Regions from separate parts of the Homo sapiens genome. Here region 2 is linked to region 1. Evidence: chromatin loops called from intact Hi-C (ENCODE). Cell type or tissue: PC-3. All regions are shown on one strand.

The links. A loop is a pair of places that touch in the nucleus more often than their neighbours do. Peaks named below come from ENCODE experiments on the same cell type or tissue, not always from the same donor. Only the 100,000 strongest peaks of a DNase experiment are listed, where the experiment ranks them.
Region 2: a loop joins it to region 1, with 2.3 times the contacts of the local background. A loop is called at or near these places in 5 of 110 quality-filtered maps.

Annotation. Positions count from the first base shown.
Region 1 is chr11:121,887,194-121,895,193 of GRCh38, forward strand. All of the region lies in intron 2 of LOC107984402 (a long non-coding RNA gene), which reads left to right. Among named protein-coding and RNA genes, the nearest start is that of MIR125B1, 210 kb to the right of the region's middle. In PC-3, no CTCF peak of the experiment used is centred here; DNase peaks (open chromatin) are centred at 2,918, 3,328 and 7,578; H3K4me3 peaks cover 1,127 bases; H3K27ac peaks cover 2,180 bases.
Region 2 is chr11:122,090,793-122,098,792 of GRCh38, forward strand. MIR100HG (mir-100-let-7a-2-mir-125b-1 cluster host gene) reads right to left here. Exons shown (of 5, transcript NR_137179.1): 5 at 1-948. Among named protein-coding and RNA genes, the nearest start is that of MIR125B1, 5.1 kb to the right of the region's middle. In PC-3, no CTCF peak of the experiment used is centred here; no DNase peak of the experiment used is centred here; H3K4me3 peaks cover 2,188 bases; H3K27ac peaks cover 2,939 bases.

The DNA.
Region 1 (8,000 bases):
CTGGCAGCACATGCTGTCCAGACCCTACTCCCTGCGCCTCATCCAAAACTTGCCAATGCCATTGATTTGTATTAATCTGATTGAGCATTCATTACCCCAAGTACCAACCTGTCACTGTTTGCTTAGCTTGCATGAAATCAGAGCTACACAAAAATCAATGTGTGAAATCTTTGTATCAACATATAAGAAATAAAAAGGTTTATGCTGGCAGATGCAGGTTTTTAGACAGATTAAAACTGACAAATTGGCACGATCCACAATGAAGGCAATGATGAGGTGCAGTGAAATGTCAAAGGTTTTGAAAATGGCATGCTGAGGAAGACATGCATTATTGTCAGGGGGAAAAAAGGAAAAAGAGAGGGTTGTTTATAATAAAAAGCATTTGGATTTGCACAAAGGCGGATGACTTTTTTGAAGAAATAACTTGCAGTCAGTAAGGCTGGTGCAGTGTGATTGTTCTCCAAGAAACCAACAAGAAAAGACAAGGGGTTAATGCTTGAGCAAGGTCACAGTGTGCAGTAACAGTGCCAGGACAGAATGGAGGAGGCTGGACGCTTACTTCCGCCAATCACTGAACCCTCTGACACTCAGAGGGAGAGACTCTCACCTCTTGCCCTCCACATTGACTTCTCCTTCTCAGGGAACACTTCCCTTTCAAACAATCACAAACCCCTGACAGAATTCTAAAGCAGACTGATCAGAGCAGACATCTGTATGTTTTGCACAATTAACTGTGTGTTCTGCACTTTAATTTATAAGACACTCATGCATTGGAGCAAAATATCTTAGCTTATATTGCAAAAACATCTTTATTAAGGGTGATGGCCAACTTAATAAAAAAGAAAAATTCACTTCTATTTGTGACACATTCGGTATTATACATATTTATATACATAGCACCATAGCACTCTATAACTGTGACCAAAAAAATTTCTTTTAATTTTCAGTCCCCATGTCTCACAGCATACTTTTGGACCATCTGCTTTCAACACCACTGGGTTGTATATGCTTCAGGAATGCAAACTCTCTTTTTAAAAAACAGTAGCTAGGAAAGGTAAATATGCTGCTGCGGAAGGAAAAAAGAATCCTCTCCAAACAACTCAAAAAACATTGTTAATATACATGTGCACCAAAACCAAAGGAAATCATTTTTTGGCAAATATGGAGAATGACGTAGTGGAAAGAGACTAAGCATTGGAATCAGACTTGAATATGAATCTTGTCCCTACCACTCATTGGTTCGGTTTGAGGTTTTTATCAATTTTCTAGACCTTCTCCTGGACACTGTAAAATAGAAGCAAGACTGTGTGGGAGTTTTATGAAGATTACATGAGAAAGGGAATGTGAAAGTTCCTAACATCATGCCTAAAACATAGTAGACTTTCTTTCTTTTTTCTTTTTTTTCTTTGAGACGGAGTCTCGCTCTGTTGCCCGGGCTGGAGTGCAGTGGTTCACTCTCGGCTCACTGCAACCTCCGCCTCCTGGGTTAAAGCGATTCTCCTGCCTCAGCCTCCCAAGTAGCGGGAATTACAGGCACACACCACCATGCTCAGCTACTTTTTTGCATTTTTAGTAGAGACGGGGTTTCACCATATTGGCCAGGCTGGTCTCAAACTCCTGACCTCAGGTGATCCATCTGCCTCGGCCTCCCAAAGTGCTGGGATTACAGGTGTGAGCCACCATGCCTGGCCACATAGTAGACTTTCAATGCAGGTTTGGTCTCCATCAGATCATTTGTCATTAAGGGGGACCATCTGCATCACCATCTCCCCCGATTAGAGTGGATACTATAGAAACGCAGTGATTAGTACTTTGTTATGTGGTTGTAAATAGATGCACAAATATTTTCCAACTCTAAAATTTTTACTCCTCAGAGCAATAGAGACACAATCAAGTAAATAAAATTGACTTTTGTTACTATTTGGCCAGGATTCTTCTGTATGTGTGTTGGTTGAAGCACCCAGTGAATCTTCTCCCATTGGGCCTTTTTGTTCAGGTTATCTCTTGCTGCATTAAAAACCACCCTAAAACCTAGGCACGTAAAACAACGATCATTTATTTTGTTCACAAATTTGCAATTTGGGCAGGGCTCTATCTGGAAGGCTTATCCCTGTTCCATGTTGCATCACGTGGAGAAGTTCCCTAAGTGTTGGAGGATTCACTTCAGGATGACTCACTCACATCTGGTAAGCTAGTGCGCCATGTTGGCAGGCAGCTTAGCAGGGGCCAGTGGCTATGCGCTCCCATTTCTTTTCATGTTGGTCTCCCTAGGTGGCCTGGTCTTTCTCACAGCATAATGGCTTACAAGGGCAAGCATCCTGAGACAGAGAGAACCAGGTGGAAGCTGTATCCCAGTTTACGACAATCATATAGCATCACTTCTGTCATACTCTGTTAGCTGAGGTATTCACAAAGGCCTGCCCAGGTCAATGAGAGGGGACATAGGCTCCACCTCTTGAAGGGGACTGACAAGCGTCTGGAAGAGCACGTGTGATGAGAAATATCACTGTGGCCGTTTTAGGAAAATACAATCTTCTGTACCTTTTTTTTTCTGGTCTTTTGATTGCCATCTAGTTCAAACCTTTATTACAAACTTGCCAGGGTTAGGACCTATTCTTCCTTTTTATTTGCTTTTCCATTCAGTCTTCTCTTATTCCCTTCCACACTGAATTCCACTCTGAGCAGGAAGGACAATTCTGATTATTTCTCTGCTCCCATCCCCATTCTAAAACCTTCTTTGACTGCCCATTGCCTATGGAATGACCTTCAAATCTCTTGACGTGATACTCAGTGATTCCATGTCTTCATTATCTGAAACCAACTCTGCAACCCTAGCTCATTCTAGTCTAACACACAGATCCTAATGTCTCAGAGGAATTAGACTATAGTTCATTTCCCTGAGGCAACCTTGTGAAGTAAAAAAACTGTGGACTTGTAGACTTTGGAGTGAGTCAGACCTGGTTTCCAATCCAAGTACTGCTACTAAACCTTTGTAAAGTGAGTTTAATAATACTTATCTTGGGGATTGCTGTGAGGATTAAATAAAACAATGTATGTAAAGTGACTAGCATAGAGTAGATTTTAAATAAATATGATTTTCTTTCTCCCTTTCCATTTTCCCTTTGCTTATCTAATTTCAGCACCTGTTTTTGAGGAGTGTCCTTCCAAAGCAGGTTATGAACTGGGTCTCCCAGACCAGTGTTTCCCTCTGCATTGCCAGCAATCCAGGCAGGAGGAACATTCAGGGCAGCGTAGCCTGTGGAACTACCTGGCTCCATTCCACTAGTCACAGAAACCCACATTGTGAGTTGGCAGCACCAAGGCACAGGATGGACATCCCACAGTCCTTCAGCCTGGGCGCCTTAAATGGCTTGTCATACACCAACAGAAACTGATTCCTGATTTACATGCCTTTGGAAATAGTTGTGGCATTGTGGTTCATGTTCCACAAATCCACACTGGATTGGGCAGATGTCCAAAGCAGTGTTGCCACAATCCCTAAGAGCCTCCAGTAATTTCCTTCTTGAGTTCCTCACTCTTTGGAGCCTGTTTAGAAGTCTCCAATCAGTTAGGGCATTTTTTGGCTACTTCTAACGTTTTGCCTACTCAATTCACTTATTAATTCTGTTAAATGTATACCTTTCAAATTAGATTTGCATTTAGTAGATGATTTACTTAATCAATCAATGGGAAAGTTCCAAGAATTGCAATATCCCTATTTCCAATAATTTGTAGAATCTTAAAGAGGTCATCCCTCTCATCTGTATCAGAAGCAGCACATCTATGGCAAGCAAGCCAGCTCATTAGACTTAACCTTTTAAGGAGTTATCCACACTAAGAATAGCTCAACATTACAGCACACTCCCTTTTTAATGGAGTTATACTGAAGCTGTTCCTCATTCTAGGATAGAATTTGCTTTAACGTTGGCATCTCCCCATATATCCTGTAAGCCAGCCGTCCACAGCCTCGCCTATGATGTACTGCTTTTACACTGTTCCAGAAAGTGACTTAAAAATCTGAAAATCTGCAGACAGGCAGTGTTGGGAACCCCCATGCAGAGATTAAACTAGCCTCCCTACGCGAGACTGAGGGCAAAGAAATAATCCGCTTCTTGTCCTCTCCCCTAAGCCCCAATCTTGCTTTCAAATTCCTATTGCACTTTCACTTCCTCAATGAAACCTTTCCCAATTTAACTCCATTCAGTTTCATTGCTCTATTCACTCCCTAACATGAATAGTTATTATTTAAAAATTTATTTAGCTCTTCTATCTGTCAGATCCTGTGCTAAGCACTTTATATTAATTATCTCATTTACTTCTCAAAATAACCCTGTGAAAAAGATATTATTTTCGTTTCATACATGAGGAAACTGAAGCTCAGAGGTTAGTGAATCTGTCTGGTGTCACACAGCCTGTGTTAGAGCCAGGACTGTAAGTCAGGTCGCTCTGTCTCTAGAACCTCCCTTAACTATCCTAAAATGCTACCTATCCCACGAGGCTTTCTTGCTGTTCTCCTAACCAACCCCAACTGATTCCACAGTTCTTGTGACTGAAGAGTTTAACACTCATTTCCTTGTGTATCTGCCTCTCTAGTTTGTTAGACTAAGAATCACAAAGGCAAGACATCCATGGTCCAGAACTTTACTCTGGTGTAGTGGAAAGAGTGCTGAACTTAAAAGTATCATAATTTGAAGGCCAACTCTTGGCTTCTGTTCTTCTTATCTGCGTGAACTTTGGTTGAGCCAATCTTGCTGGACCCATTTCCTTATCTTTAAAATGATGGCTATAAGGCCTATCTTGGAAATTCTGTGGGCACAAATGTTAGGTAAAGCACTGCAAAAATGTAGAACATTCTTTTATATCATCTCTCAAAGCCCCTTAGAGAGAGTTTTGTTTTCAGAGGGTGATAAGTCACTTGTGGTAATTTTAGAAGCTTGGGAAAATAGTGCTCCAAGTAGATACCTGGTGCAGCAGCAAAGTGACTGTTCAAAGGAGCCTGAAGATCTGGCCTGGGTTCCTGCTGGGTGACGGACGAGGAGCCAAGCAACAGATTCCCAGAGCCATTTCCTTTGCTGAACAATGGGAAAGTGGAATGATGTGACTGGCAAGGTGCCAGGCAGCTGTTCTTCCAATCCTTGGAGGATAGCAATGGTCTCACATTGCAGGGAGAGGGATTGAAGTTAAACCTGAGGAAGTTATTTCCTGAGTATAGGCACTGTGAGGCTCTGGAATGCAAGGTTAAAGAAGGCCGGAATGCCCTTCTTTGAGAATGCTGAAAAAAGAACAAAAACCCAATCTCTTTGAATGTTGCATTGCCTGGAGGCAGAAGAATGGATTCATTCCTTTTGGACTAAGGCATCAATATTGAGAAATAAGATCTGCTTCTTGTGTCATCTCACTTGGCATAATAGGAAACTTCTTTTCAATCCTTGTAAGAAGTGACACATGTATCCCCTACTCTAGTAATTATCTCCACACCTCTTCCCTTCCCCAAACATCTGGTCCAGCTCTCTGTTGACATCAGTTCATTCAAGTGGGCTGACTTCTTGTCCATAAGTTCTTCAGGAAGTACATGCCCCTAGGAGCAAGAGCCCAATGCCTAAGAAAGCTTCAAGAGTCCAAATAGACCATGGAATGCACCATGCAAGTGCGGCAGAAGATACCTTCCCAAGACTGTTTTTATAGGCAACATCTACCTGTGGGTTTTACTTTGCAATTGCAACCTTAAGTGCTCCACCCATCAATCATCGACCACAAATACATAGCATTGGCTTTGTGAGCAAGAATGCACAAACCCTTTCCCTTTATTGTCTCCTTCCTGCCAACAGAGAAAACACTTAATTAAAAGTCATTGGGAATTCCTCCAAACAAAAGAGAAATGAAGCTTTTGAAAGGTGCAACATGTGTGAGGCCTGGACCCATAAAATCATTAACCTTCAGAAACCTAGGAGTTGCCAACACAATGCTGAGGAGTGTGGTGTTTCCATTGCACAATGTCAATGAGCACGTCAAGGAAATATTCAGCCACATAAACGAGCTTGCAAGGCTGTCCCACTTCTTTTCAGTGTTCCTAACCTTCTCAGTGTCCCTGAGACACAGTTGCTCCAGGTGGATACTTCTTACAATTTGAGATAAAATTCTCACTTTCCAAGGCTTGAATTTTTCACCACAAAAACAGAATAATTTAATTGTTGTTTTAGTACGTGGACCAGCACCATTTGCATGGTCCTCAAAAACAGCATTAAAGTAAAGATTCTTAGCTTGAGATCTATGGGTCAGTTTCAGGAGTTTTTGAACCTATTAAAATTACATTGAAAATATGTTTATGTGCTTGTTTCTGGAGAAGATGGTCTAAAGCTTTCTTTATATTCTCTTGATGGGCAGGTGGTGATGGTTGGGTTAGTAATTTTAGAATGTAAACAACTACTGCATTCAAGGCAAATGCCCTTCAGTTACTCCTCTACCAACAAAGAGTCCCTGGCACATGGCACATAGATCTCCCACCATTGATTTGCTGAAGGAGGTCCTTCTTCTTTATGGTAATATCTAAGCAGAGGCAGTAGCATTACACATCAGGCAAGCCACGGGGATTTGTCATCAGAAGCAGCAGACATAGAGAGATGCTAGTCTAGATGATCTCTGGATCTCTTCACTCTGAGGTCCTAGGTAGGTCCAGTAAACTGTGACCCAGAAATGGAGCTTTGGATCACATAATGGGCATTTTATTTTTGCTTTTCTTTTAAGGGAATATGTAGTTCTCATGCCTTTCTGGTCTTCAGGAGACTGAATCTGACGAGCAGAGTAAGAATGGAGTGTTTTGGCTACAGACGCCTTTTACCTGGGGGTGTTTGGGTCAGGGGATGTCGGAAGTGGATGGTTAGACAGGGTGCCCAAGGCCAAGCAAATGGCCTTTGAAAGTTCAGGTGATGCTCATGGGACACCTGTGGGCAGGAAATTGCCTGTGATCTAATTGTGTTTGGAAAGGCCATACATGACTTTTCTTTTTTAGCATCATCAGGAATCACTTTTAATATTTTAAGTTTAATTTTTATTGAGACGGAATCTCCCTCTGTCGCCCAGGCTGGAGTACAGAGGCGTGATCTGGTCTCACTGCAACCTCCAACACCCAGGTTCAAGCGATTCTCATGCCTCAACCTCCCGAGTAGCTGGGACTACAGGCCATGCCACCATGCCCGGTTGATTTTTTTTTTTTTTTTGTATTTTTAATAGAGATGGAGTTTTGCCATGTTGGCCAGGCTGGTCTTGAACTCCTGACCTCAGGTGATTGGCCCACCTTGGCCTCCCAAAGAGCTGGGATTACAGGCTTGAGCCACCATGCCAGGGCCAGGAATCACTTTTAAGAGTTGATGGTTCTGTTGTCTTTTCATTATATGGTGCTAAGAATTAATTTGGTTGTAGTCTCCACTAGCAACTTCTTGCCCTTGGGTTCAGTAGGAACAAGATCTTCCAAAACAAAATCGACACTAACAAGGTATCATAACGTGGTTACTCAATCTGGATCCAAACCTCCCTCACCTTCTGGGTTCCTAGGTCTGAGCATGAAGGGGGCAGGGTACCCAAGTAATGACTGAATCATCAGCACAGCCCAGCAACCACAGGCAGAGATCAGTGGAAAGTTACAACAAACCCCTGTTGCTCAGTAGAAGAAACAAAAAAAGCCTAGCATGAGAGAGACATAAGGTGGAGTAACTTAATTATTAATTAGCTAATTTGTTCAAAAAATGTTAATGTCCTTACCATGTAGATAGCTCTGCAGCACGGCATGAGCCACTGTGGGAGAATCTGTCCTCAAGGAACTTGTAAGCCCCTTACATAAGCCATAAGACTTTGAAAGCTGAAGTGCAAAGAACCCAATTAGCTAACTACGTACAGACAGTAACTGCTGTGGGAATTTAGAGAAGGGAAAGATCTATGGGGACAAGAAATGCATTATGGAAGTAGTGAGAATCTGAGTGAATTTAGAACATGAGTAAAATTGG
Region 2 (8,000 bases), 200 kb after region 1:
AGAGCTGCTGAATGTCTGGGTTTAAGTCAACAAGATGTGTGTATTCATTTCCTCCTCCAATTACAACCACCTAAAGAACTCCATTTTCTCCTTCCTTTCCATTTATCTAAATCTTCCACATCACTCAAGGTTCATCTCATATTTTCCTGTTTTATAACTTTCTTCCCTAAGTAAGTCAGTTTTGCCAACTTGATGGCAAACTCCCCTGAACTCATCTTTTGCTTGGTTTTGTTTTTGATCTTATCCTCTACTGACTCTATCTGTTACTTATCTTTGCAAACATTTCTATAACTTTTTCTAACTAGATTTAAACTCTTTAGAAGCAGTGATTTTATCTGATAGAATCTAGCTTTCTTGATTAAAAAAAAATGATCGATTGGTTAGTGTCAAGTGGACCAATGTGGTACTATGATTATTTTACCCTTTGAATAGCCTCTGACTACTTTATTTTAAAAGTACTTTTATTCTGTAGGTCACTCTCAAGATCCAACCCTATGTGTGGCTAAAAATCATTCTCCTTGTAGGATTCATTTTGTTTCTTAAAATATTAACACATTTGTGCAATTTGGGATTTTGAAACAAGTGCATTAATAAGCATATCCATACTAGGAAAAAAATGAATGTCACATGAATTTAAGTACAAACAGAGGAATACACATGAGGAAGGGAAAGTTCTTGGCTCATGAAAATCTAGATGTCATTATTGAGTTTTTCTGTTTCTTGAAAAGATTGTCTCTTGTTCTGAGAGTTCTAGTGGCAGAAGCTGCACAATTTGGGGGTGTTTCTTAGCAGAGGAGGTGTCTTCAGGTGATCACTTTCTTTGTTTCAACTTCATAGTTGGCTTGAGAGTCCATCAATATAGCAGTCTCTTCAGTCTTTGTCCTTGCACTGGGGAGACATTCCTGAGGAGGGGTACTATAGGACCAGCTGAAAGGAACATCAACACAACTAAAAAAATAACAGAACATGTCACAGAAAGTTATCACATTGACTCTTTAATAATAATAAATAAATGTAATGATACTTTGGGGACCATGCTAAGTCTCACTAGAGATGAAATGCTGCATCACTAGAAAAATGCTGTTGTTTTACATTGTTCCCCTTGCTAAAGAATCAGTCAGCAATGGCATTGCCTGAGTGTGTGTGAGACACCACTCTAATGGCTCTGGGAGAAAATGCTGTGTAAGAAAAGCTTCAGGTTTATCCAACAGGGAACTTACTAAAATGGGACACATAGGGAAAGAACAAAAGAACACATGACATTGAGGACAGATTCAAATAAATCCAAGGAGTGAAAACAAAGTAAGATAGCTGTGGGTACATAACTGCTTAGGAATGCAGGGCTGAATGAAGTCACTAGAATTGTTAGGTGTTGTCAATTCCTTGTATTTGTCTTTGTATTCCCAGCGCATGGCACAGAACATGGTATGGAAAGAAAAAAAGAAAAAAAAAAGAAAGAGGGAAAGACGGAAAGATGGAAGGAAGGAATGAAGGAAGGAAGAAGGAAAAAGAAGAACGAAAAAGAAAGGAAGGAAAGAAAGAGAGAAAGAAAGAAAAGAAAGAAAAAGAGAGAGGAAGGGGGAAAGGAGAAAAACCGAGAAGGATGGAGGGAAGGAGAGAAATAAAGAAGAAGGTTTTCAAAGTGTAGAAGAGGTGGGGGGACAGATTATGCAGAAAGGAAAAGCATATCCTGGAGCATATTCAATGACTTAGAAGCCAGAGAAAGCAGGCTCACTTAATTCAAGAAGAGATTACACATTCTGAGTGGTTTTAGAAAATGGGGTAGGGCAATTTCCAGGTGGCTTTGAACACGTTAAGATTTAATTTGGGAAGTATGATGTGTTACTGTAACTATTGTAGGCTTCTGAGAGGAATATTAAGATGACTCAAATGAATCAAGTGGAAGGAAAAACGTGAAACTCAAAGGAGTTAATCCAATGGAAAAAAACGAACCATACTGCAAGAAATTAAATGAAGGCAGGCCTAAAGAATATAGTCTTAAAATAGAAAGGCAGGTGCTTGTCGGGGTTTCTTCTATGTTAATGTTAATTGAGAGAAATGGGCTTAGAACTCAGATCAAGAATTTGCTTCTCCCACTGTGTAGCTTTTTTCATTCTTCAGCTGTTCTTCTTTTCTGCTACTGCCCCTTCCTGAAAGTGAACTCCAGTCCTTACTGTTTTAGCATCAACGCAAAATATGTTAGTAAATACAGAACGTGGAGGTGGAATCAAATATAACTTTGAAGGACGACTGTTGGAACAAATGAGCTCCAGATCCACCGGTTCTGGAGTTGTTCCTATGCCTCCATACTTTAGAATACCTTCAAAAATTCTTAAAGCTGTAAAAGAATTTAGAGCCCAACTAATCCAACCCATGCATTTTAAAGATAAGGGTATTTGAGAAGAGTTGTTATTAATGTTTCTCTTTTTTTATAAAAGTTGTTATGAATAAAATATACTTCTCAGGTAGATGTTTCTTTAACTGAAGACCTTATCATCAGCCTCTTCATCATGCTTACACAATGAAGATGTCTAATAAGTCAGGCACACCAAAAGGGGTACACTATGACACATCACTGCTTTCTGCCCTAAACACTTTTGATACACCGAGGATGCTGGCTCCCTAGATGGCAGGTATAATATGTTTTTTAATCTGTAAAGTAACTAAGTGTTAAACGTTAATAGGTATTTTTCTGATTAAGCATGCAATAACTGATCTTGGATGAGTAATTAAATATACATCTTAAAGATTTTAGAATTTATTATTTTGTGAACATTGACAGGGATGATGGGGTGCTAAGCTTTTGATACTCATTTGTAAAACTCATTTTTTAATAAATTAAAATATTATGTATTAAGGAATAACATTTTGCACAATTTTTTATGGCTCATTTGGATATCTAATGATGGCAAATCCTTGAATACATGAGCAGGTGAAAAGTAAACCTTGTATTGCTTTGGTATTAGGTAGCTATACATCACGCAAAATGTCTCTTTCTAATAGGGACTCCATCATTAAAACAAATTTTGAGAAACAGATAGTATAAATATGTGAATGACCATATTCTAGGTGTCTACTATGAGTCAACTGTTCTACAAATCAGCTTTCTTTGGGCTCTATGCCTACTCAATTGCAATGAGTCATATCTTGTATCTCAATATAAGCCTCCCTTGGAATCCTTTTTGTCTCCCAAACACATAAGCATAAATCGAGACCCTTGTATTGCCTTGCCCGGGGTCCTTCTGTGACCTGATGGTAATGATTCTCCAAATTTGCATCAAGAGCCTCTTCACCTACTGAGCCAACTACCAGGCTGACCAGCCAACTCGCTGTTGCTCTGACTGGGCTATTCCTTAATAGGTAGATCTTCAGGGATCAGTTCCCTGGAAGGAGGCTCTCCAGTGGGGCCATCAGTAGACCTTGGACATCATGTCAAGACGTTAAAAGGGAAGTTGATGTTAGTGCACAAATAACCTAAGGCAGAGTTTCAGTATTCAACATGTGCCATGCAAAACAGTGAAAAACAATAAAAGAAATTGCTGATTATTGTTATTGTTTTGATTACTTTGGTTAAATTAAAATTATTATCTCTGCCTAAGGTCATTTCCCTGGCATTCTATTTTGTTATTCCAACAAAGGAACTAATATTCTCAATTACTTCAAGTTGTCTAAAGTCAGAAAAAGACTAAATCAATCAAGAGTAGCAAATATTTTACAAATTAAGCAAGTGTCCACAATGATAACCCTTTCAGAGATAATTAATTTCCAACATCTAGGTCGCACATATTTATTCTTGCATAAGAACACAGATCGTAGAGTCCTCGTATCCCTATATTAATTAACAAAGAATTTTTTTAAAATAAGCTTATTTTAAAAAGATTCTACTCAGGAACCATTTCAATGATGAGAAATGCACAAGAAAAGAAAAAAACTCAAGTAGGCAACATGTAAAGCAACAGACAACTATATGCACATTAGTATAATTACACATTGCAAATTATATCGGATGTATCTAATATCTAATTTTTTGAAAGCTGATTCCACTTGAGACTTCAATAACAGCATCAACATTTTGCAGGTGGCTCCTTCTGTATAGTATCCAAAGGGAATTATTCCTCTAATGTGCTTACAACCCTCAAGTAAAAGCTAAAGCTCTCTCTTAAAGGACCAATGAACAATGAACACTAGGAATATTACCTTGATAAAGGAAGGGGGGAGGGTTTCACCATACATAATATTCAGCACGGTTATTTATTCTCTTCCTTCTGTGCCCATGATATTTATTTGCTTCAAGCAATAAGAAACAAACTTAAACAGGAGACTCATTAGAAAATGTGAACGAGGCTACATCTATATTTTGAGGCAGCGATATAAGAAGCTAAGGGTTGATAATTTCTTAGATCACTCGATAATAGAGAAATGTTCAACAGAATGGCAGGTTATATCTTTGACTGAAAACAGAAAGCCCTACATTAAATTCAGCACTTCTAAAACATAGGATTAATTTGTCCTAAAGAGGACACCAGATCAAAGCTCTGCTTTGAGAAACAGGCTTTTGTCCTCATCTTTCTATATGAGTTAATCAATCATCAAATAACCAAAATAAATTTGTGATCTTGGAGAACGAAGCATATTATTCAAGGTGATTGGATCCATTTTCTTGATTCCTCCTTCAAGATCTTTCGGCTAATTAGTCAGGGTTACTATAGAATTATTTAATTATCTGCACTTTTGTGCAATAAAATATGTTGTCATATCACATACTTTATCATGCTGTTGCAGTTCACACTTAATGATGCCTCTATAGTTAGCTGTTTCCTTTGTTCTGCTCAGTAAGTGGTTTTAGAAAGAGGGTGGGCCGGGAAGGTGGAGCCCTGGGGTTTGTAAAATAAAATCATATATTCCTGGTCTACATGCCAAACTTTATGCATTTAAATGAATTTCTTCTTAGAAATTAAGTGGCAATTCCATTCGTAATAAGCTAAGAGGCACAGGTCGGTGACTTGGAATGCAACCGCAACAGTGTTACTATACCTTGAACATCTCTCTAGTGCATTTCCACTGCAGTGCAATGGTAAAACGACGATTTAATTTTTTTTTTTTTTTTCTAATCAGCAAGGAATGTCTTTAACAAGGAAGAAGTAAATTATGATAATTACTCTGAATGGTCGGATCCTTGAGCATTACTAATTAGCATTTATTGCCTGGATTATAGAACAATACATGTGAAACCGAACTGCGATTGCTCTTTTACGTTGAAGACTTGAAAAGGCAATGGAGCAAAAAGCCAGCATCATCGGTAGTGTAGTCAGTAGTTTACATCTCCTTGATAGGACGCAGAACCCCTCACTTTGGAAACACGCAAATATGGTCCTCAGTATTTATGGCCCATTCATTTTTTTTTTGTTAGTCACATATTTACATAAGATATCATAGTCATGGTAGACTAATGAGAGGAGAAGCATTTTGGTTATGTCATTTCGGGATAATTTTATCAGTTGTGAGAGTTTAACAATAAAGAACATAAAACTTGCTGTTTCATAAAAATATGAAATTTTCCTGGAGAAATTTTGACTTAATAAAGGAACAAAGAACTCAGTTTGTAGTGAATAAAATTTTACATTCACTTCCCCACTTTCTCATAGAAGATCTACAGTTGGGGATAACCGATAAGAGGCAATTGGTTTCTGGCTTAAGAGCCTTTTTCATTAGGAATTTTCGGTAAATTAAAGTCTGAAATTAGAAAAACATTAGACATTAATCAACAGACCAACACCAGTCACGTAAATAAATGGCATTCGTATAATTTGGCAGCTGAAATTCTTAAATAATCTGGCAGGTACAAGGAGAGAAAGAGGAAAAATGAACCGTTCATCATTCTCACTGCGGTCTCACCGTTTCCCTCCACACCCCATTACAGCGAATGAAGAGAAAGAACATCGTAAAATATAAAGCCGGTACTAAATACAGTCACTAGTCTTCCAATACCTTCCATGGATTCCCCACCCTGATCCTTTCTAGTTTGAAAGAATAACTTTGACTAAATCTGTGAGGAGATAAAACAGGCTGGTGATAAAAATTAATTCTGCTGAATGAGCAAATGCATTTGGATTGCAGAGATGCAAATAAGATAATACTTTTCTTTTCCTTTGACATACCAAGAGGATTACTTTAGAATGTTAAATTTGATTTTATTAGAATATATTAGCAGTGTTTTAATTAATACCAATCAAACATTTTCTTTCCCTGAGGCTTGATGTGTTCCTCGCTTTCTAAATCATCTGTCTTTTTTTCATCAAAAAGCCCCTCTACCAAATTACCAAAGCCTTTGTTACATTCTTTATAATTTTACTGTATTCAATGGAAAATTATGAGCTCTTTACCTAAAGGTGTCTTGCCTATAGTAATATATTCCCAGGTTCTAGATTTAAAATGAATACTGTTCATTAGTACACATATTTTTTAAAGGTAGAATTAGAGACTTGAAAAGAAATATCTTCTGTATTTTTCTTTTGGGGAAAAATGTTGCAAAAGGAATTTTGGCTGGTTCATATTATTTGGCTTTTATTCTCACTAGAGCTTCCTAGAGCTGTTAAATTCCAACTGCCTTGGTTTTGAGCTGGCATTTCTTTGGAAACAGAGGCAAAAAAGGAATTTTTAAAAAGGAGGTGGGGAGAGAAACTAGTTAAAAATACGGTGAGCCAGTGTGCCCTGTGAACTGAATTGTAACTGTGTGTTCCAAGGAGGTGCTGCATTGCATTTCACTCATTATCCTCTCCTTTTCTCTCAAGCTTCCTGTCCTTCTGTGTCCGAAAGCTCCAGTTCACTTCTTTCTCTTTTCTTCCCGCAACGCACCCCCGCCCCAGTTCCCCGCCTTATTTTTTTTTTTTTAATCTGCCAAGCTGGATTTGCACTTTTAAAGATCAGTATCAATAATGCCCTGCTTGTTTCGGTTGCACTCTCCCTTTAAAAGACAGCCCCCTCTAATTGATGCGTCTGGGCTAGTCTAGACTGGTAGTGATTGAACCAACCACCAATTATGTTATTCATTTCACTGAACTTCACTGATGGGCTCGGTGAGGAAGAAGGGGTGTTGAGAAACCTGCCCTTGACTGAAGCAGTTGCCTGCTGAAATATAAAATCTTGTGTCGTTATGCACTTTTAAATGCCTGGGTGATCAGTTGTATGATAGCAACCTCGGAACATGAGCAATCCACTTGAAAACATGTAAAAACCTGAGAGTGCCTTGAAATACAAATTAAAACACTTGTATTAAATTACTACCCTGTTATCACTGAAAATCACGGAAGAATTTTACCTGGCATGTTTTTATTGATCCATGTATACATTTTCATAGAGTAAACTGCAGATATATTTTAACTTCAAAAAGCACCAACTGTTTTACAAATGTTGGATATGAATAATGTGGTAATATAGATTCGTAAGTTAAATAGATGCCTTGCTATAATTTCCAAATACCTATGCATACACATCAGCTAAGGTAGGGGAAGTCATTAAACCATTGAATATAAACTAACGATGACTCGACAATCAAATAACTATTTTTTTTGAAGCACATTCGGACTATCAAAGACTGGAAAGTAATATTCTAATATTACTACACAAGAGGTTTCAACAAAAGACGTGGTGCAATCGTTGCATAGTTCATATTCTCAGTTCAATTTTCTGATACAAAATGGTTTCTTGATTGCAATTTGGCATTAATGACTAAAATTGCAATAAACACTTAAAATAAAAAACAATAACAGGCAAAGAACAGTTTCCCTAACCTTCAATTACATGTATAAAACAAGGCTACAACCAATATAAAGTCTTTAGAAGAAGAAAGCATTTGGATTGGGGTTGATTTAGGTGTTTTTCAAACATAGAAGAGAAATGTTGGCCCAATAATACGAAAATTGTTTAAATGATATTTTATACTAGAATTTTTCACAACAAAGGAAAGGTAAGTTACTGTTTCTCTTCCCCAACTACGAGAC